Linked DNA regions of Mus musculus: all the other regions are linked to region 5. The links are chromatin contacts, found by POLR2A ChIA-PET in ENCODE. All regions are on one chromosome and are shown on one strand. Each heading gives the region's core, a stretch centred on a gene start or an enhancer-like site at or near the end of the contact. The rest is flanking DNA. Distances are from core to core; before and after follow the strand shown. Region 1 holds the start of Taf6l (TATA-box binding protein associated factor 6 like). Region 2 holds the start of Wdr74 (WD repeat domain 74). Region 3 holds the start of Slc3a2 (solute carrier family 3 (activators of dibasic and neutral amino acid transport), member 2). Region 4 overlaps Scgb1a1 (secretoglobin, family 1A, member 1 (uteroglobin)). Region 5 holds the start of B3gat3 (beta-1,3-glucuronyltransferase 3 (glucuronosyltransferase I)).

Region 1 (3,980 bases), core at 433-2,932, 130 kb after region 5:
AAATTAAAAATAATAAATTAAATAATTAAAATTATTCTTTAAGGGGTAGAGAGATGGCTCAGAGATTAAGAGCACTTACTGATCTTTCAAAAGATCAGGGTTTAATTCCCAGCACCCACATGGCAGCTCACAATTGTCTGTAGCTCCTGTTCAGGGAATTTGACACCCTCACACATACATACAGTCAAAACAGCAGTGTAGTGGCTATTCCTGGTTGTCAGCTTGACTATATCTGGAATGAACTACAATCCAGAATTGGAAGGCTCACCTGTGATCCCGATCTTGAGGCTGGGAGATACAAGTTTCTGACCTGGCTCTTGGCATGGAGATCTTGAGGCATAGTGGCTATGAATCCCAGGAGACTAAGGCAAGGAGATTTCTGAGTGCAAGGTCATCTGAGACAAATCAAGTCCCAGATCCAGACTTGCTGGCACACCTGGGCCACACCTTCTGCTGGAGACCTACAATCAGGACATTGGAAAAAGGAAAATTCTCTCTTCTTCTGCTTGCCTCGTGGGATTAAGCAACTGCTAGATTCTTGGACTTCCATTCACAGCTCCTGCTGACCGTTGTTGGAGAGTTGGACAACAGACTGTGTACATCATCAACAAATTCCCTTACTATATAGAGACTACCCATTCGTTCTGTGACTCCAGATAACCTTGCCTTATACAACCAGTGTGTTTAAAAATAAAAAATAAATAGAGGATATAGCTCAGTGGCAGAACATTTGTCTATCAAATGCAAAGCTGTAGGTTGGATCACCTAAACCACAGTAAATAAATTTTACTTTCTTAGGGTTTCCTATATCCAAGGTTAGCCTTAATCTTGATATTTAGTCAAGGATAATACTGAACTTCTTATCCTCCCACTTTCAGCCCCCAAGTGCTGGCTAGTTCATGTCCTGCAAGTACTAGACAAGCATGTTACCAAGTGAACGGTATCCAGCTTTATGCAGGACTGGTGAAGTGGTGAAGACAAGTAAAAGAGCTTGTTGCTTAAGCCCAACAACCTGAGTTCCACTGTTGGTGCCTACAGGAGCATCAACTCCTCAAAGTTGCCCTCTCCCCCCCCCCACCCCCCGTATTTTTTGTGGGATTAAAGGCATGCTCCACCACTACCTGGCCCTCAAAAGTTGTTCTCTTATTTGCAAGTACAAGCACACATACAGAATTAAACTTTTTTTTTAAAAAAGATTTATTTATTTATTATATATAAGTACACTGTAGCTGTCCTCAGACATTCCAGAAGAGAGAGTCAGATCTCATTACGGATGGTTATGAGCCGCCATTTGGTTGCTGGGATTTGAACTCTTGACCTTCAGAAGAGCAGTGGGGTGCTCTTGCCCACTGAGCCATCTCACCAGCTCAAATTTTTTTTTTAAGATCAGAAACTAGAAAGCGGTATGGTAGCACACACCTTTGATCCCAGCATCCTGGAAGCAAAGGAAGGCCTATTAGTTCAAGACCAGCTTGTTTTATGCGGTGAACTCTAATTCAGTGTAAGCCAGGGAACACACACCTGTTAGCTAACCCAAAGGAGCTGTTGCTTTAAGAAGCGCCACTCACGTGACCAACGTCGCCCTAGTGGCTTTACCCGCACATACACACTGGCCAATCTTGAGGTGGTATGCCTCTTTGGTGGGCGGAAAACTCAGTAGACGGCCACCGATTGGCTCCGCATATGGAGGGCGGAGCCTGGGCGCGGAGAGAGGGAATTACCGTGAGCCGGTGAGTGGAAGCAGCCGTCCCTCCCCAGCAGGCGCCCTCCCAACCCCGGAGTCTGCAGGTGAGCAGGTCCTGCCCCGATCCAGGGATCGCTTCCCGCGGTGCTCTGCTCACCAGCCACGGAGCCCGCAGGACCCCGCCCCCTTCACCGAGCACGTGACACAAGTTCTGTAATCCCTGATCTCCCCACTCGACCCTGCACCCTTTGGAGCTGGGAGGGAGGAAGGTGGGTGGGAGGATTCACAACGTAGAAGTCCTTGGAGATCGGTTCCCACGCCTCCTGGTCAGGAGGACTTGGAACTGAGGGTGGGCAGGACGAGACTAAAGAGTGGGAGACCTTGGTCACAGACCGAATTTTGTGAGCTATCAAGACAGGGCTACATAATAGAGAAACTCCCTTCTAGCTTTCCACTTGCGCAGCACTGCATGGTTCCATTTTACAGATGGGGAAACTGAAGCGTACTCATCCAGTGCTGAGTCTAGTGATGGGACTTCAAATCTTTGGGCTACAAAGCCAGGCCTAGTTCAAACACAAGCCTACAGCTCATGAATATATTATCTTGAGTCGAATTACAACAGTGTTTGAGACCCAGCAGTCTAATCACCCGGTGCTTAGTGTTTGGTCTTGGACAGTTCAGGTAATCTCTCTGAGCTAAGACTTCCTCAGCTTTGTGAAATGGACAAATGTGTACAATTATATATCTCATACAATATTACTAACTGGGGGGGCCATGGGCATTTATGTGTTTAGAAAATAGCTGTGCTGGAAAGATGGCTGAGCAGTTGGCTAGTCTCCTTGGAGGACCCAGATTCAATTCTCAGTACCCACATAGCAGGTCACACCTGTCTGTAACTCCAGTTCCAAGGGACCTGGCACCCTCACACAGACATATACATGCAGGCAAAACACCAATGCACATAAAAGTGAATAAATCAGAAGTATTGACCCATGTCCTTAATAACAGCACCGGGATGGGTTGGTGGGCAGAGGCAGAAAGATCTCTGTGAATTGGAGGTCAGCAGGGTCTAGAGAGTGAGTTCTAGGACTGAATAGACAACATTGTCTGGAACAGCTATCCTTTTTTTTTTCAGCAAGTGTTAATGAGGGTATAGTATGTGCTGACCCTGCTGGAGGCCTGGGATGCAAAGGTGAGCGTACTGACCTGGTCTATTGTGCAACTTACAGTTACTGGGGAGCTGCATGCTGATGCCCAGCATCCCTGTACAGAGTGGAGTTGATGGTAACGAGCTGTGTTGGGTACTTACAGACTGTTCGAAGCTAAGGTGTCACATGTGTTAGGAAAACTCTGGTGCTGAGCTGCAGCTCCAGACTTTTTCTTTCTTTCAGGACAGGGTTTGTCTGTGTAGCCCAGGCTGTCCTGGAACTCACCCTGTAGACCAGGCTGGCCTTGAACTCAGAGATCCACCTGCCTCTGCCTCCCAAGTGCTGGGATTAAAGGTACATGCTACCACTGCCGGGCTCCAGCCTTTTTTTTTTACATTTTATTTTGAGATAGTCTAAGTTGTTAGGGTAACCTTGAACTCACTTCCTAGTTGACAAGGACAGTTATACAACCCAGGAAGGCCTCCCTGACAGTCAAACAGGGATCTAAGGAGGTAGTAGGTGATGGGTCACTGAGTCAAAGAGATTTGGAGAGAACAAAGAAGGGACAGTGTCAAACAAGAAACAGAATGGCCTGAAATAAGGAAATAGAGGTGGCCGTGGGTGGAAGTCTAGATCACAAGAGAAGAAGATAAGGTTTTGCAGACAGATGCTGGAAAGGCACAGGCATAGCCTGCCCATCATGGGCCAGTATCTTTGTTTAGTACAAAAGCAACAGGAATCACTGGGAGGATGGCTACGTGGGCTACGTAGATTGCCCACTTGTTCTGGAGATAAAGAATGAGGAACCCAGCCGGGCATGGTGGCGCAGGCCTTTAATCCCAGCTCTTGGGAGGCAGAGGCAGGCAGATTTCTGAGTTCAAGGCCAGCCTGGTCTACATAAGTGAGTTCCAGGACAGCAAGGGCTACACAGAGAAACCCTGTCTTGAAAAGCAAAACAAAAAAACAAAAACAAAAAAGGAATGAGGAACCCTTGCTGGAGTCCTGGGAGTGTCATCTTGGACTAGGGTCGTGCTGTGCTGAGCCTCTGGGCTCTGTCTTTGTGGCTTTTAAAGCAAGATGAGCAGGCATGGTTGAGATGGTCTTGCCTGCCTCACCCTTGGAGGAATCTCAGATACTGGGCGGGTTTT
Region 2 (4,002 bases), core at 289-2,788, 180 kb after region 5:
TGTGTCTGTGTTCTTCCACACATCTGCCACCCTAGGCTTAAGCTCTAGATTGCTTGCCTGGGCTGTGGCAAAGAGCCTTTGTGATACTCCTTGCTCCTACAGGCTCAGAGCTCTGTCCATGACACTTCCTATTCAAACCCAATACACTCTATTATCTAGGAGATAAGATCTCAACTCAGTACAAAAGCCCTTTCCATTTAATCGCAACCAAATACAATGCCAAACTTACATGTATACTGATGTTTCCTTGACTTCAGCCTCCAAATGGCATTTGTCCTATGTATGTAGCGTTTTAGTATGTTAACTCCTCCTTAGTCTCTGCTCAGTATCTGCTTTTTAGATTGTATCTCTTTTGTCAAGATTATATACTTGTACTTCAAGACCTAGTTCAAAACTCCATTCTATATAACCTGTCTGGAGCTCACCTGTTGAATTACCAAAGCAGCCTTCTTTCTTCATCGATCTAGAAAAGCTGCTCCCAGATTACTAACTTTGGTGACTCTTCCTTCCTAGCCACCACTTTGGAAGCTTCATTATCTTATATTTTTGTCAATCCTACTTAAACACGTGTTCAAAAACATTAAATTATGTGCACAGAACGTTATAAAGGAGCCAGGATAAAAATTCTATCTAGAGGGCTGGTGAGATGGCTCAGTGGGTAAGAGCACCCGACTGCTCTTCCGAAGGCCAGGAGTTCAAATCCCAGCAACCACATGGTGGCTCACAACCATCCCTAACGAGATCTGACTCCCTCTTCTGGAGTGTCTGAAGACAGCTACAGTGTACTTACATAGAATAAATAAATAAATCTAAAAAAAAAAAAAAAAAAAAAATTCTATCTAGAATGCAAACTTTATTAAGGCATGTGTTTTTCCCAAAATCCTTATACTTTTCCTTCATGCTTTCAATCGCTGTCCGATGAATGCATGTTATAGGGATGAACGTAAACAAGAACCTTGGTTTGCAATCACCTATCCCAGTGATTGTATCACCTAAAGTGTTTAACTTAAAGTATTCAGTTCAATCCAAGAGAGCCCCAAACGCTATGTAACCTGGGCTAGAATGTGGGTGGTCCTTACCCATCCGCCTGGGCGAGACCTCGGAACGTGCCTTCCCCGCCTGGGCAGTATCTCTGGCTCAGGAATGTACCCTCCTCAGCATTAAAGTACCTCACGGTTCTGTCCGCACAGCCCACCAAGATCTGCCAGCAGAGAAAGGAATGATGGAAGAAGGGCAAGACTGTCAGGCATCCCTTAGCTCCGGCCCGGCCAGAGGCTGCTCACTTGGGTCTCGCCGCCAGTGCCCCAGCACAGAGCATTCACTGCCTCCTCCCGCCGCGGCTGTCCGGACGGTGTGAAATTTGCCGCATGTTTCCGCTGAAGGTTCACCCCTAAGGGACGAGGACGTCAGTCACGCTGGGGTGACAAACAAGCGACCCCTGCACTGTCCCACAAACAACTCTAATACTCACCTTTCAGGATGCCGGTCTCAGTGCCGACCCACACATGGTTCCAGCGAGCCGAGGCAGTCGCCATCGCAGACCAGCCCGTGGCTTGCACTTCCGGCGCGCCACTACTGCATCATCAGCGAGCGCCGGATTCAGTCTGACAACTCGGGTCTCTCACTCTGTACCCGCCCCAAACTGTCATTTAGCCCCTCTTCTTCCCTCCTTCCTTCCATCCCTCCCCTCTTACCCCCAACCTTCAAAAAGGCACACATTTTAAATCTCAGCACTCTGGAGGCAGAGAAAAGAGGATCTCTGTGGGCTCCGGGACAGCCAGGGCTACAGAGGGAGTTCCAGGACAGCCAGGGCTGCACAGAGAAACCCTGTCTTGAATATACAAACAAAACGCACACACACCTCAAACAGGACATGCTTGTTTAAGGAGAACCAAAAAGTAAGGACCATCTTTGCACTGTCTGTGAAAAGCATAATTTCTAAACTGCAATACTGTGTGGAGCCAGGTCTCTTCCATCTCCCTATTTTGTGTTAATTATATCCCACACTATTAAAAGAATTTCAGAAGTTATTCTCTATTTTCTGACCATCAGTAGGTGTGTCTGCATATGGCTGCACATGGGTGCAGGAGTCCAAGGATGTCAGAGGAGTCGGATCTCCAGGATGAAGCCACAGATACAGATGGTTATAAGTTGTCTTCTAGATTCTGGGAATGGAACCAAGGTCCTGTGGAGGAGCTGCAAGTGCTTTTAATCACTGAACCATCTCTTCTTGAAAAGTAGAGACCTGGTTATGATTTTTATTTGCTCAAATTAAGGCTATAGTCAGAAATTTTATTTCTTTAAAAACCCAGGGGGCTGGCGAGATGGCTCAGCAGATAAGAGCACTGACTGCTCTTCCGAAGGTCCTGAGTTCAAATCCCAGCAACCGCATGGTGGCTCACAACCACCCGTAATGAAAACTGACGCCCTCTTCTGGTGTGTCTAAAGACAGCTACAGTGTACTTTCATGTAATAAATAAATCTTTTTTTTTACATTAAAAACCCAGTCACGTAAATATGGTTTTTTTTTAAATCCCAGGTGTAGCATAAGAGGATGCTTCAGTTTGTCCATAGCTGTTAACTATGATTGTCTCATAATTTAGGAGGAGTATGATTTTTTTGCCAGCTGCAGATAGTTTACATTTGCAATTATGGGGACTCTGGAGAGGGATAAGTGTAAGGGGTCCTAGAGAGGTGGGAGGACCTCTGAAGAAGGCAGAGGCAGCTGCTGCTTCCTACTGCTGCCCCTGGTTCCTGGTGTTGAAGTTTGATGAGAAGCTGGAGATATCCTGACTATGAAGATATCACTGCCCCAAGAAACACGATGTCCCTAATCAGCAGGAAGTCGCCTAGAGACTACTGTTTCTCCTTTCCCCTTTCCCTCTAGCCTTTTTTCTCTCCTATCTAGTGTTGGGGGATTAGAAGGGATTAGGGTGGAATAAGGGTTGGAAGGGAGATAGAGGTATAAGAACTCAATAAAATAGTTTTTAAAAAATTCCAACAGCCAGGCATGGTGGCACATGCCTTTAATCCCAGCACTCGGGAGGCAGAGGCAGGTGGATTTCTGAGTTTGAGGCCAGCCTGGTCTACAAAGTGAGTTCCAGGACAGACAGGACTACACAGAGAAACCGTGTCTCGAAAAACAAAAACAAACAAACAAAAAAAAGAAGAAGGAAGAAAAGAAAACAGCATTCTGATCTGATTCCTGGGATAAAACTGAACTTGCCCAAGTTTTGCAGTCCCCACAGTCCAGACTTGAAGGCAGGCTCTACACACAAAAAAACAGAGGAACTTCTTGCCCTTTGTCAAAGAATTTATGAAGATTTCAACTTCTTTTAAAAAAAAACAAAACAAACAAACAAAAAACAGACAAAACATTCAAATTGTTTGAAGTAAATTTCTGGTTGGGAAGATGGTTCAGTATTTAGAGCACTGGCTGCTCTTACAGAAGCACCTCGTGGAGGATTGCAATTCTCTGCCATGGAACCTGAACTTTTTTTCTGGTCTTTAAGCATACAAATGATGCCCAGGCATCCAGACAGCCAAAGCACATACACATAAAAGAAACCACTACAAAGAGCAAGTTTCACTCCTGAGAACTCTGAAATAAAACTAATAAGAAGCTCTGGAAAGCCGGGCAGTGGTGGTGTACACCTTTAATCCCAGCACTTGGGAGGCAGAGGCAGGTGGATTTCTGAGTTTGAGGCCAGCCTGGTCTACAAAGTGAGTTCCAGGACAGCCAGGGCTTCACAGAGAAACCCTGTCTCAAAACAAACAAACAAACAAACAAACAAATAAAAAAGCTCTGGAAAGCTGGAAAACCTAAGCCTGAGAAATAATGACAGACTTTGCAGCATCCATGTTTTACCTACATGTATTAGAATGTACCCTAAATTGTGTGTACATGCAGAGGGAACCAGAAACCATTGAAACAAAAAGCCTAGAGAGGTCTGAAAATACAAGTATACTTTAAACATCTACATAAGGTTGAAAAATAGACGT
Region 3 (4,286 bases), core at 1,551-4,050, 210 kb after region 5:
CCAGCCCCTACTTTGAACTTTTCATGCCTCCACTTCCTGGGGTTTTAGGCCTGTGCCTCCTCTGTGCCTGGTTTATGTGGTGCTAAGGATAGAACTCAGGGCTTTCAAATGCTAAGCAAGCACTGGCTGAGCTCCACCCCCAGTCCTTCATCCTTCACTGCTTTGGTGTTGCAGATTGAACCCTGGGCCTTGCACATGGTAGGAAAGCACCGGTCTTCTGAACTGCATCGTCAGTCCTTTAAGTTTATATAGTCAACTGTGTTAGTTATTGTGTTCTATCCCTGGTAAGGGAAAGCAATCTACGTAGAGCATTGAGAGATGCTGTCACTTGAGTCAGAGCTTGAAGGAGGAAGAGTAACTTAGCAGGAAGATCCAAACAGCAGGACAGCATGCACAGGAGGCATTAAGAATGGAAACACCCTGTGTGTCGTGACTCTGGCAGGTGCTAGAAAGCTGCTGTGGCTGAACAGTAGTGATTAGGAAGGGTGCTGCTGAAAAGACTGATGGGAGCTCACGTCTCCTCTCTAAGATGCTTAGGAATAGATTTCTGCCACTTGGAGGTGGGGGCGGGGAGATACTGTGTTACCTTAAATTTTACTTACTTTGTGGAGGGCAGTGCGCATGTGTGGAGGGCAGTGCGCATGTGTGGAGGGCAGAAGACAGCTCCTGGGAATCAGTTCTCCTTTCACTGATCTTCACTGATCACTGAGGAGTGAGCTCAGGTTTGCTGGCTAGGCACCTTCACCAGAGGAACATCTTTTTTCTCTTTTTGGTCTTTTTTTTTTTAAAGATTTATTTATTCATTATATGTAAGTACACTGTAGCTGTCTTCAGACGCTCTCGTTAATGGATGGTTGTGAGCCACCATGTGGTTGCTGGGATTTGAACTCCGGACCTTCAGAAGAGCAGTAGGGTGCTCTTACCCACTGAGCCATCTCACCAGCCCTTTGGTTTGGTTTTTTGAGACAGGGTTTCTCTGTGTAGCCATGGCTGTCCTGGAACTCACTCTGTAGACCAGGCTGGCCTCGAACTCAGAGATCCACCTGCCTCTGCCTCCCGAGTGCTGGGATCAAAGGTGTGCGCCACCACGCCCGGCTCCAGATGAACATCTGGTTGGTTTGATCCATCTTGTTTTCAGTTTGGTTGATTGAAACACCATGTTTCTAATGAGCATTTCATCAAACCCTTTCAAGGAGTGCTTCTGCTTCACAGTCCACAAACCTTGAGCTTTCACGCTGTGTATAAACTCTGCATTGGACTTTTCTTATCTGTCATGCCCAGGGCAAGGTAGGACTCTTATCAACTATGAACACTAGCATGACCCTTAGCCTCTTCCCTCTTCCTAGGAGCTGGTGTATAGACTTTTCTCTAGTGAGGCCGGGGAGGACTTTGGGAATTCAAAAGGACAGTGGCAGGTGATGAGACTTTTCATATCCCTTCCTCTCTACTGTTCTGGCCTTGGCTTCTGCTTTCTTCCAAATACATAGCAATCTTGGCTGCCGGCCTACGTGGGGAGAGGGAGAAAGGACCTGTTGTTTCCTTCCGATTCTCTCTGAAAATAACCTAATTGGAACACAAAGTTCCTGAAATTGTTGGCACCTCCTAGAGTTGATGTTCACTTTTCACTTGTCCCTGCTGCTAACCCAGTCTGCCCCATTTACCCTTCCTCTTGCCAAGGACCTCTGCCGGGGGAATTTGAGAAACTTTCAAAGTGTGAGGGAACTAAGCTGGTTCCAGGGCCTAGCATAGTCAACTGATGTAGCCCGGCACACTAGAGGGTTTGAGAGTTATTGCAAGGTGGTTAAGAGTTAGAACAGGGGCTGGAGAGATGGCTCAGCAGTTAAGAGCACTCACTGCTCTTTCAAAGGTCCCGAGTTCAATTCCCAGGAACCACATGGTGGCTCACAACCATCTGTAACGAGTTCTGACGCCCTCTTCTGGTACATCTGAAGACAGCTACAGTGTAGTCACATATAATAAGTGAGTAAATAGTTCTTCTGGTGCATCTGAAGACAGCTACAGTGTAGTCACATATAATAAGTGAGTAAATAGTTAAAAAATAGTAAATAGTTAAAAAAAAAAGAAAAAAAGAGTTAGAACAGCTTGTATATTAAAAGGGTAGGTGCCTCAATACCTTCGGAATGTTTATTACAGCCCCATTAATCTCTTCTGGATGCCTGATTCCCAGTAATCCAACATTCTTGCTAGTAACTAGGGTAAGATAATAAGGGTAGTGACCACTTCAATTCTGCAGTTGAATTTTAAAATCAAGAAGAACGGATTAGAGTTGATCCTATGCAGTTGATGAAGCAAAGGATTGGAGTGGGTGCCCAGTAAATAGTTGCTGCCTGAGGAATTAAATTCAAGGAGTCTTGAAAGGTGAGTACGTGTAAGCCCCGAGGAGAATCCAGGAACTCAGCTAAGTCCGGAGTATGAGAAGATGTACGTAAAGCAGAAGTGAGATGTAGTGCCAAGGTCTGTGTGAAGTTGGGGAGATCAGCCTGAGCCGTGCTTGGGGCGAAGGGATCACGATGTGGATGGAGACTGGTGTCATCTTGTGGAGAGAAAAGAGGCCTCGCAGGGTAAGGGGCCGGAAGGTCGGAGGAGGGGCTTTGAAACCTGGTCAAGACAAATTCACGTTTGTTATTCTAAGGGTTTCTGACCACAAGCTCCCCTTCCCAGACTCTTGCAGGAATAAGCGTTAGGGATAGACGGGAGTATTCAGCGAGGCTGGAGGTGCGAAAAGACTTCTCTGCATCTCTTTAAGAGGCGGACCGGGGCGGAGTCCTGGGTCACTTCCCCGCCGCCACACCCGCCCAGCGGCAGAAGCAGTTAGGAAGCTCTGCTAGCCTCACGGCCACGGGACGCCTCTCTGAACGGGGATCCAGGCAGGATTAGAGCTGCCTCACTGACTACAGGCCGTGTCGTGTCACCGTTTCTGCAGGCACCATGAGCCAGGACACCGAAGTGGACATGAAAGATGTGGAGCTGAACGAGCTAGAACCGGAGAAGCAGCCCATGAATGCAGCGGACGGGGCGGCGGCCGGGGAGAAGAACGGTCTGGTGAAGATCAAGGTGGCGGAGGACGAGACGGAGGCCGGGGTCAAGTTCACCGGCTTATCCAAGGAGGAGCTACTGAAGGTAGCGGGCAGCCCTGGCTGGGTGCGCACCCGCTGGGCGCTGCTGCTGCTCTTCTGGCTCGGTTGGCTGGGCATGCTGGCGGGCGCCGTGGTTATCATCGTTCGGGCGCCGCGCTGCCGTGAGCTGCCTGTACAGAGGTGGTGGCACAAGGGCGCCCTCTACCGCATCGGCGACCTTCAGGCCTTTGTAGGCCGGGATGCGGGAGGCATAGCTGGTGAGTAGGGTGTGCACCCTCATCCCTTGCCCCCATGAATCCCTCGTTTAATCGGGCATTCTGCTGCTTTTTTCCTTCCTCCTCGTCTTCTCTAGAACGCTGGTGATTCTTTACTGCAACCTATTTTTTTTGGGACGACTCCCTGGCAAAAATCCCCCCCCCTTTCTTTAAAAAAAAAAAAAAAAAAACGCTAGCCGGACCCCTACTTCTTCCTAAGGGTGCCTGACTCAGCACATCATCTTTCTCCTCTCCCCTCCCCCAACCACGCGGCCCTGAGCCAGTTCAAACCAGTTTCTGAAGTAATGTGTGAGACTCCTTGCGTCAGCTACTTTGTCTCATGATCCAACCCGCGTCAGAGGGAGTCGGGAAGTGGTGGAGAGAATGTGGAGGCTGGAGGCTTTTCATGCCCTATTGGTTAACCCAACCCTCTCCTCCTAGGTCTGAAGAGCCATCTGGAGTACTTGAGCACCCTGAAGGTGAAGGGCCTGGTGTTAGGCCCAATTCACAAGAACCAGAAGGATGAAATCAATGAAACCGACCTGAAACAGATTAATCCCACTTTGGGCTCCCAGGAAGATTTTAAAGACCTTCTACAAAGTGCCAAGAAAAAGAGTAGGTCTTTCTAAGGAACTAGAAAGGGTTTGGCATTCTGGCCCAGAAACAGGATAGAGTTTTTGTCTGATTTTTCTCCTAACTGGCTCAGTTTTTTTGTGTCAGGCACAAGGGGGAATATGTTATGATTTACACTAAAAAATGTGCTTCATGCGTGAGCGTAATTTTTATGTATTTATTTTGGTTTTGGTTCTCAGGTAGGGTCTCACCATGTAATTGGTTGGCCTGTACCTGACTACCATGACCAGGCCGGATGAGAGTTTACAGAGCTCCCCTGGTCCCGAGTGCTAGACTTAAGTGTGTCACCATGGCTCGATAA
Region 4 (3,848 bases), core at 1,136-3,635, 160 kb before region 5:
GTGGTATGTATGAGTGTTAGATGGGGATTCTGTGAGCTAGTCTCACTGTCCCCAAACTCCTGGGGTCAAGTGTTCTCCCCACCTCAGCCTCCTGAGTGGCTGGTACTACAAGCTTGAACCGTGCACACCCAACTCCACTGATTTTTTTTTCCATAATAATTTTGATATTTTATCTACTTTGTGTGAGTGTGTGTGTGTGTGTGTGTGTGTGTGTGTGTGTGTGAGACACATGTGGAGGTCAGAGGACAATCTTTAAGGAGTTGGATCTTTCCTTCCACCATGTGGGTCCTGTGGATCAAATTTAGGTAGTCTTTGAGAAAACCATCCAAGGCCTTCTTTTTCTTTTCTTTTCTTTTCTTTCTTTCTTTCTTTCTCTCTTTCTTTCTTTCTTTCTTTCTTTCTCTCTCTCTCTCTCTCTCTCTCTCTCTCTCTCTCTCTCTCTCTTCCTCTCTTTCTTTCTTTCTCTCTTTTATTAGATATTTTCTTTATTTACATTTCAAATGTTATCCTCTTTTCTAGTTTCCCCTCCAAAAATCCCCTATCCACTCCCCCCTGCTCCCCAACCCACCCACTCCCATTCCTGGTCCTGGCATTCCCCTATACTAGGGCATAGAGCCTTCACAGGACCAATGGCCTCTCCTCCCATTGACAACGGACTAGGCCATCCTCTGCTACAAATATAGCTAGAGCCACAAGTTCCACCATGTGTTTTCTTTGATTGGTGGTATAGTTCCAAGGAGCTCTGAGGGTACTGGTTTGTTCATATTGATGTTCCTTCTATGGGTCTTCAGTCCCCTTCAGCTCCCTGGGTATTTCTTTGGCTCCTTCACTGGGGACCTTGTGCTCTGTCCAATGGATGACTGTGAGCATCCACTTCTGTATTTGCCGAGCACTGGCAGAGCCTTGCAGGAGACAGCTATATCAGGCTCCTGTCAGCAGGCTCTTGTTGATATCTGCCTAGTGTCTGGGTTTGGCGGTTGTTTATGGGGTGGATCCCCAAGTGGGGCAGTCTCTGGATGGTCATTCCTTCAGGCTCTGCTCCTAACTTTGTCTTTGTAACTCCATCCATGAGTATTTTGTTCCCCATCCAAGGCCTTCTAACCCTCAATTCCTCTCAGAATTTACTGTGGCTTTTGTCTGATAAGTCTCTGCACCACTACTGCATCTACTTCTGAGGTTCACTCACTATTGGGGGTGTGGGGTGTTTCTTTATTCTAGGAGAAAATCCTAACAAGTCCTCTGTGTAAGCAAGATTTAAGATTCTGAAGCTCACTGGATTTCAGAGATATTCTACTGCTAAAGCCTTGTCACTGCCCTGTGTCTCCTCGGCTCCTCGGCTTCCCCACACCAACCCCTCCTTCCTCTTTGCAATAAACTGCGAGCATCTCACCTGCCTGTGTGCAATGGTCTTTTTCTGTACCTGCTGGAGCCAGAGCATTGGAGCTGGAGTGAGTGAAGGGAACCAGAAGTAAGGGAGGACAGCTGAGTCCTGCCCTGGTGCCACACAAGATCCCACAAGTCCTCCTTCCTCTACACTTCAGTTATTTGCCATCAGTAGACTGCAATGCCCTACCTAGTAATAGAATGTTAAGTCCCACCATCTATTCAACAGCCCTAGCCTAGCTTGTCTAAAAGACCTGTAATACCATCCCTCCCTCCCCATGTCTGGTCCTAAATGTTACTGGATTCTAACTCCATCCTCTGGGCTACACTATTCCAGCCAGGAGCCTGATAGGCATCCCTTAGCCCTTCTTTGTCCAATCAACCGAGACCTCTGGGGTCATTCACTCCTTCAATATCTCCTGGCCACACCATCATCCCTGGCTGCTGCAATCCCAGAGGCCCCTTTACAGGCTGCCAGCTGACTAACTGCTAAGCAATTCAATGACCATGCATCCACCACAGGGAGTTTGATCCCATGTAAAATCTTAGCAGTGTTCCCACACTCCAGTCTTAAAAGCATACGGACCATAAATGTTCAAGCTCAACACAAGACCCATGACAGCCCTTGTCTCCCCCTTCTCAATCCAGACATCCCCTCTCTTCGACCTTTAGTTCCTAAAAGTCAAGCCCCACCTTGGGACCTTTTTGTACTGGCCACACACAATATCCGCTGCCCAAAAAGATGTTGATTGGTTTAGAATTTGTCCTAACATCAGCGAGCCTCCACTGGAGCCGGGCCACACCATCCCAAAAGGTTGAAAAAAGAGTAGAGTTGGAGGCGTGTGCAGAAGAGCTGTATGTAGAAATAGAAAGGGAAGAGGCAGAGGGCACCGGAACAAGGAAGCTATGGAAGAGAACGCCAGCCAGCCAGGCAGCCAGTTCAGCGCCTAGAAGCAGCTACATGGGCGGTTACGGGCCACGCCTGCTCCTGCGTCGTGGCCACCAGGGGGCAGTGTAGTCCATGCTACCGCCCCCTGCGAGTTTGAGGACTAGACCCCGCACCAACCCTTTGACTTTTGGGCGGGGCAGATGGTGAGAGTCATTCTCTAGCATCGATTTTAAATCGTTTTATCTGGCCTCTAAAGCTTTATTTGGGCAGAGTTTGTTTGCTTGTTTGTTTGTTTATTTGTTTGTTTTTGTCAAAATTCTGAGGAAAAACCCACCGAAAGGCACACAAGTAGTCTAGCACGGCACACAAGTAGCACGGCTGAAGCCTTCCAGTGACCGGCCAGTCCTATTGGAATTAGGAGTAATTCCACTCCCACAAGACCTCAAAGGCCATCCTGACATATCTAGACTCTGAGATGGCCCTGAAGACAGAGAGGACCAAGAATTGGTCCACCTGCCTGGTTTTAAAGTCCCATAGCAGAAACTGCAACCTTACAAGCTTTGGCTTGGCAGACATTAGCATATCTCTTTTATTTCTCACACAACCCAGAGCGGAGGCCCAGCTCCTGCCCTACTGATGGTAGAACCTCCCACACAGGACTCTTCAGGGTCAGTAAACTAGGGATAATGATGAGAAAAGTCCACCATAAACACTCATTTGTGTACACAGCACTAAAGCCACCACACCCACTCCTTCATTGTCTGCCAGAGGAGGGGCTGGGATTGTAAAAATTCCAGGGCAGGTCAGGGGGACCAGTGATTCCAAAAGAGACTATTTGTGGCAGGCTGGGCCCTGGTGGCGGCCCACTCCTTCACTCCCAAGGCCCTAGATTCTTCTGCATCCAGGTCATTCTGTCTAAGGTGCATATGTGGCCTCCCTCGAACTACCCACCTAGGTGAGCATTATTTAAATGGACAAGGTCCAAGGTCATAAAAAGTTGCGAATTTTAACGACTTATTCACTGCTAAGAAAGTATTTACCTTGCACAAACACAATGCCGATGACTGGGAATAAAAGGAAATACAATTATATTGCAGTGAATCTCTGCCTTAGAGATATCTGCTTTGGCAATGTGCAAGAATGTGTATTAGCCCAGAGAAAGGTACATACCTTAGGTTCTTCAAATGCAGAGAGTACTAGGAAACGTAGCTATCAGGAAACTGTTCGCTGTGCAAACATGAAGCCCCATGAGCACCCATGAGAGCTGCTGGGCACGAGGTGAATCTACGCATGCGCGTGCGCGAGTGCATGGCCAAATGCAAAAATGAACTGACTACAACCATAGAAAAGGTGAATTATCTGTGCAGTGTAAATGAAATTGGAGAAAAATAGGAAGTGGCCATTGGGATTTTGGTTTTTTTTCCCTGACCTGCTAAGTTAATATCTTGATCCTGCTAGTAGGCCAAGGTCCTGCCCAGGCCAGCATAGTTGGATGTTGTTGATGATGTTGTTTTAAGGAACCACTTGCTAAAAGTGGTGTTTACATTTCAAAAATAAAGAAAGGCTGAGTGTAGTG
Region 5 (3,863 bases), core at 1,137-3,636:
ATGCTGGGATTAAAGATGCACACAATCTCTGCCCAGCTATGCACCGGGAGTGAGTGGTTTGCCTCTTTTGGGTTTCCTCGTGGTTAACATCAGTTTGATGCTCAAGGAGCTGCTGGTGGTGTAAGTTAATGAGTCCAGGAAGGTATGCTGAAGACATGGTGACAGAAGGGCTTTTTGGCTGCTGGTCCCAAACCACACTTCAAAATGGGTTTTCTCAGTATTAAACAAGATTTTGACTCTAAAAAAGAAAGAGAGAGAGAGAGAGAGAGAGAGAGAGAGAAGGAAGAGGAAGAGGAGGAGGGGGAAGAGGAGGAGGAAGAGGAAGAGGAAGAAGAGGAGGAGAAAGAGGAGGAGGAGGGAAGGAAGGAAAGAAGGAAGGAAGGAAGGATTTGACTAAACCTGCTTAGCCCTGTTTTCTAAATTTAATCAGAAATTTTTGGGGTTTTGTTTGTTTGTTGGTTTTGTTGTTGAGTATTTGTGTGTGTGTGTTAGCTTTGAGACAGTCTAACCAAAAGATTCCTAAGAAGAGTTCATTCAATGGCAAGCTCAAATTTTCTTTCACACTTAATTGTCGTTAAAGTTTTGCAATAACTCGGTAATCTACTTCCTAATACTCCTTTGTCTATTTTTAAAGGAAAAAGACATTTTCCCACAAACCTGACTAAAGATGCGGATCACTTTTCATAACATTTGGCAAGCTCTAGTTTAAGCATCACCCCATACTTCAGTGCCTCCCCAGATTCATCATTAACCCTCTTCCTGTTCAATACAGAGCTCCTGAGTGTACCAGAGCCGTACCTGGCGTAGGTGGGGGTAATGACATAGATAGTAGGCAGGGCCTCAGGTTCAGGGGGCTGGGCTGGGACAGGGGGTGGGCGACGGAGATCAGCTTGCAACTGGGATATCCTCAGGTCCTTCTGCCGAAGCTGCTCAGCTGCAGCTCGAAGCGGAGGGAGGCAGTCGCAAGGCTGGCCTGGTACCAGGAAGCACCAACAGGGTGAGCAAGTTGTGACAGAGAACCACAGGATAGTAAGTAGTTCAAAAACCCAGGCCAATTCTTTTTAATTCCTAGCCAATACAGAAATTCCCTTGTAACTTGCTTTTTTTTTTTTTTTTAGAATGGTGTCAGAGACTCTTCACCTTTCACTGTTACTGTGTTACTGTTTTAAGGTAGGTCTTGCTATAATGGCTCCAAGCTGACTGACCTCAGACCTTTAACCCACTGACCTGTTTCCCAAACGGTGTGCCACAACATTCAACTCTTCAATTTTAACCAGTTCCATCTGTCACTCTATTTTTCTTTGCTGGGGCTCCAACCCAGGGCCTTACACTTGTGAGTGTTCTACCACTGTGCTACACCCTCAGCCCTGCCACTATTTTCACTAGTACATTTCGACGATTATCTGTCAGCCTTTCTGTCCTTTCTACCTTCTGATCCTAATTTTACCTTCCACACATAAGGAATATAACAGTCTGAACTAGAGGCTCTCCTGTAATGGCACTACCTGAAAAGCGTTTACCAAGCTCCCACATAAAAGGCTGGATTCAAGGCGCTCCGTGGTCACGTGACCACTGACTTGTCAGTAAGTTCACAGATTCCATTACACGACAAATATTTATTGAATAAAAGGGGGGGGCAGTCCCTACTCCCTAGCTACTTTAGTGGAAGAGGTAGACACTAATAAAGTCATTACAAATTGTGATATGGGCCACTTAGAAAATTAAAAGAGATCAAGACTAATAAGGGTTACTTGAGCTAAGGTGGTCAGGGAAGTCCTGATGTGACATCTGGCCTAAAACCAGGATGAGAAATAGATGGCCTGGAGGTGGGGAGAGCACAGCTGGTCAAAAGCTGGAGGGGACAATGAACCAGGGGGTTCTCAAAAACCTATCAGCAAGCCGGTCTGAGAGGCAGAGCAAGGGGAGGGTGGAAAATAGGTTGCTTGGCGGCGGCGGGGTCATTTGGGGCTTGACCGGTATCCGCGGAGTTGCAGACTGCCGAGAGTTCTACACAAGGGGTCACCGAGGGCTGTCCCGAGGGCTGAGCGAGCGGGAAGCCGCTGTCTGCGGGTCTCATCCCCAGCGCCTTGGGCCGGCCCTCCGCACACCGCCCCGCCCCGCCCCGCTCACCGAGCTGCACCAGAGCGTAGAGGAGGCCGGCGATCGACACCAGGAAGTAGGCAAGAAACACGTTCTTCAGCTTCAGCTTCATGGCCGGTGCCACCGGGGCAGGCGGGGTCCACCGGGACCGGCAGGGACAGGTCCGCCCGGCCCTCCGCCCTCCCGCCGGCCCCGCCCCGGCCGCCCGGGCCGCGCCCCGCCTTCCCCAGGCTCCCTTACTAGTTCCCGGGAACGCGGGACTCTGAGCGACACCTGGGACCACTTCCGGCTAGTGGCGTCCCTCCCACAGGCAGCTTCCGGTCCCGCCTCCTGGTAGGCCATTCAGGGCGTTGACGCTATATCCGCTGGGTCAAGCGGTCGTGGCAGGCTGACCAAGAGCTTGTGTGGCCTAGCTCTATAATCATCTTGAAGCTCCCAATTGAGCACAAGCTCCACCCTTGTCACTGAGTTTTCTAGACTCACTCAACCATCCTTCAGCCTCAGCATTGGCTGCTTAAAGAAACGGTTGTTCATTACTTGTTCAACCAATGAGTGAAATCTAAAACGCACCAGGTGCTTGGCTAGGTCGTTTCCAGTGATTCTCAATCTTCCTAATACTGGGACCCTCTAATACAGTTCCTCATGATTTGGCATCCTCCCCATCATAAAATTCATTTTGTTGCTACTTCAAAACTGTAATTTTGCCGTTAGGAGTTGTGATGTAAATGTTTTCTAATGGCATTCCTGCTGGTCCCTCCTGCTTTGTGCTGATTGTCCTGGTTGTCTGTTAGGTTGTGCCACCGCTGCTTCGTGTTCGCTATCCCTACTCTACCGAACTGAACTGCTGATAGATTCATGAAATGTCTGAGTGGATCAAGCTGCCACTGCTAGCCTGTGAAGTGAACTGCAGATTTCCAGACAACAGACAAAAGCTACTCCAAAGAATCTTTCTAAACATGTCCACATCCCCCGTATCTTTCATTTTCCACAACCTCTGGTGGGTGGTGGACTACAAGGGAGGTTAAAGTGTTTAAGAATCATCATTAAAAATAGGATTTGAAAACAGTTACACATGTTCGTGAGGACCAGAGGACTTTGGAGTTTTAGCCTTGGGACCTCAGGTTTGGTGCTCTAACTGTTGAACCATCTCATCAGCCTTCCAATTTTAGGCCAAAATTATGTCATTACCATGGGACAATTTTTAAAAGTTCCTTCTAGATTTTCCGCTCCACGAGCTGTAGTTTCTTCAGGGTCACCTCTCTTCAGCAAGTGACTACAGAGCTAAAAGTGGGTACCAAGTCTACACTACAACAATGATACTTTATTCACGGATATGTAACAATTTACATATTTAGTCCAGGAAGTAGCTTGTCTAATATGCAGTTTTTCTTTGTCCCACCCCTACCCCCAAACCCCCATCCCCGCCCAAAACAAGGTTTCAGTTTCTCTATTTAACCACCCTGACTGTTCTGGAACTCACTTTGCTAGCTAGGCAAACTCAAGAGATCTGTCTACCTCTGCTGGGATTTAAGGGGCATACACCACCACTGGCCAGCATGTGCACTAGTTTCTATCACCAAAAAAACCTGGGGTAGTGGTACATGTCCGCAATTCCTGGACAACATTGAAAGTGGAGGTAAACTCCACTATATCTCAAGATGGTCAGCATGGCAATGGTGGCACACGCCTTTAATCTCAGCACTTGGGAGGCAGAGGCAGGTAGATTTCAGAGTTCTAGCTTGGTCTACAGAGTGAGTTCCAGG

What was found. ChIA-PET counts read pairs that join two places held with the same protein, here RNA polymerase II (POLR2A).
Region 1: POLR2A ChIA-PET joins it to region 5 with 22 read pairs in embryonic stem cell. The contact joins the promoter of Taf6l here to the promoter of B3gat3 in region 5. POLR2A ChIA-PET finds 5 or more read pairs at or near these places in 3 of 5 experiments (Patski and embryonic stem cell).
Region 2: POLR2A ChIA-PET joins it to region 5 with 10 read pairs in embryonic stem cell. The contact joins the promoter of Wdr74 here to the promoter of B3gat3 in region 5. POLR2A ChIA-PET finds 5 or more read pairs at or near these places in 3 of 5 experiments (Patski and embryonic stem cell).
Region 3: POLR2A ChIA-PET joins it to region 5 with 14 read pairs in Patski. The contact joins the promoter of Slc3a2 here to the promoter of B3gat3 in region 5. POLR2A ChIA-PET finds 5 or more read pairs at or near these places in 3 of 5 experiments (Patski and embryonic stem cell).
Region 4: POLR2A ChIA-PET joins it to region 5 with 19 read pairs in embryonic stem cell. The contact joins the enhancer-like site here to the promoter of B3gat3 in region 5. POLR2A ChIA-PET finds 5 or more read pairs at or near these places in 3 of 5 experiments (Patski and embryonic stem cell).

The regions. Positions count from the first base shown.
Region 1 is chr19:8,784,018-8,787,997 of GRCm38, reverse strand. It overlaps Taf6l (TATA-box binding protein associated factor 6 like), which reads left to right and starts at 1,682. Exons shown (of 12, transcript NM_146092.2): 1 at 1,682-1,788; 2 at 2,820-2,876. The coding sequence starts at 2,869.
Region 2 is chr19:8,733,375-8,737,376 of GRCm38, reverse strand. Wdr74 (WD repeat domain 74) reads right to left here and starts at 1,538. Exons shown (of 11, transcript NM_134139.1): 1 at 1,472-1,538; 2 at 1,284-1,390; 3 at 1,080-1,201. The coding sequence starts at 1,535.
Region 3 is chr19:8,712,411-8,716,696 of GRCm38, reverse strand. It overlaps Slc3a2 (solute carrier family 3 (activators of dibasic and neutral amino acid transport), member 2), which reads left to right and starts at 2,800. Exons shown (of 9, transcript NM_008577.4): 1 at 2,800-3,355; 2 at 3,794-3,967. The coding sequence starts at 2,950.
Region 4 is chr19:9,081,182-9,085,029 of GRCm38, reverse strand. It overlaps Scgb1a1 (secretoglobin, family 1A, member 1 (uteroglobin)), which reads left to right. Exons shown (of 3, transcript NM_011681.2): 3 at 1,219-1,388. The coding sequence ends at 1,266. Among named protein-coding and RNA genes, the nearest start is that of Scgb1a1, 4.8 kb to the left of the region's middle. Within about 2 kb of position 2,385, at least 2 of the 3 ENCODE cell types and tissues checked have a DNase peak (open chromatin) inside an H3K27ac peak, as active enhancers do.
Region 5 is chr19:8,918,916-8,922,778 of GRCm38, reverse strand. B3gat3 (beta-1,3-glucuronyltransferase 3 (glucuronosyltransferase I)) reads right to left here and starts at 2,386. Exons shown (of 5, transcript NM_024256.2): 1 at 2,131-2,386; 2 at 799-973. The coding sequence starts at 2,212. Gm36629 (a long non-coding RNA gene) reads left to right here and starts at 937. Exons shown (of 3, transcript XR_003952913.1): 1 at 937-1,029; 2 at 1,119-1,170; 3 at 1,462-3,863.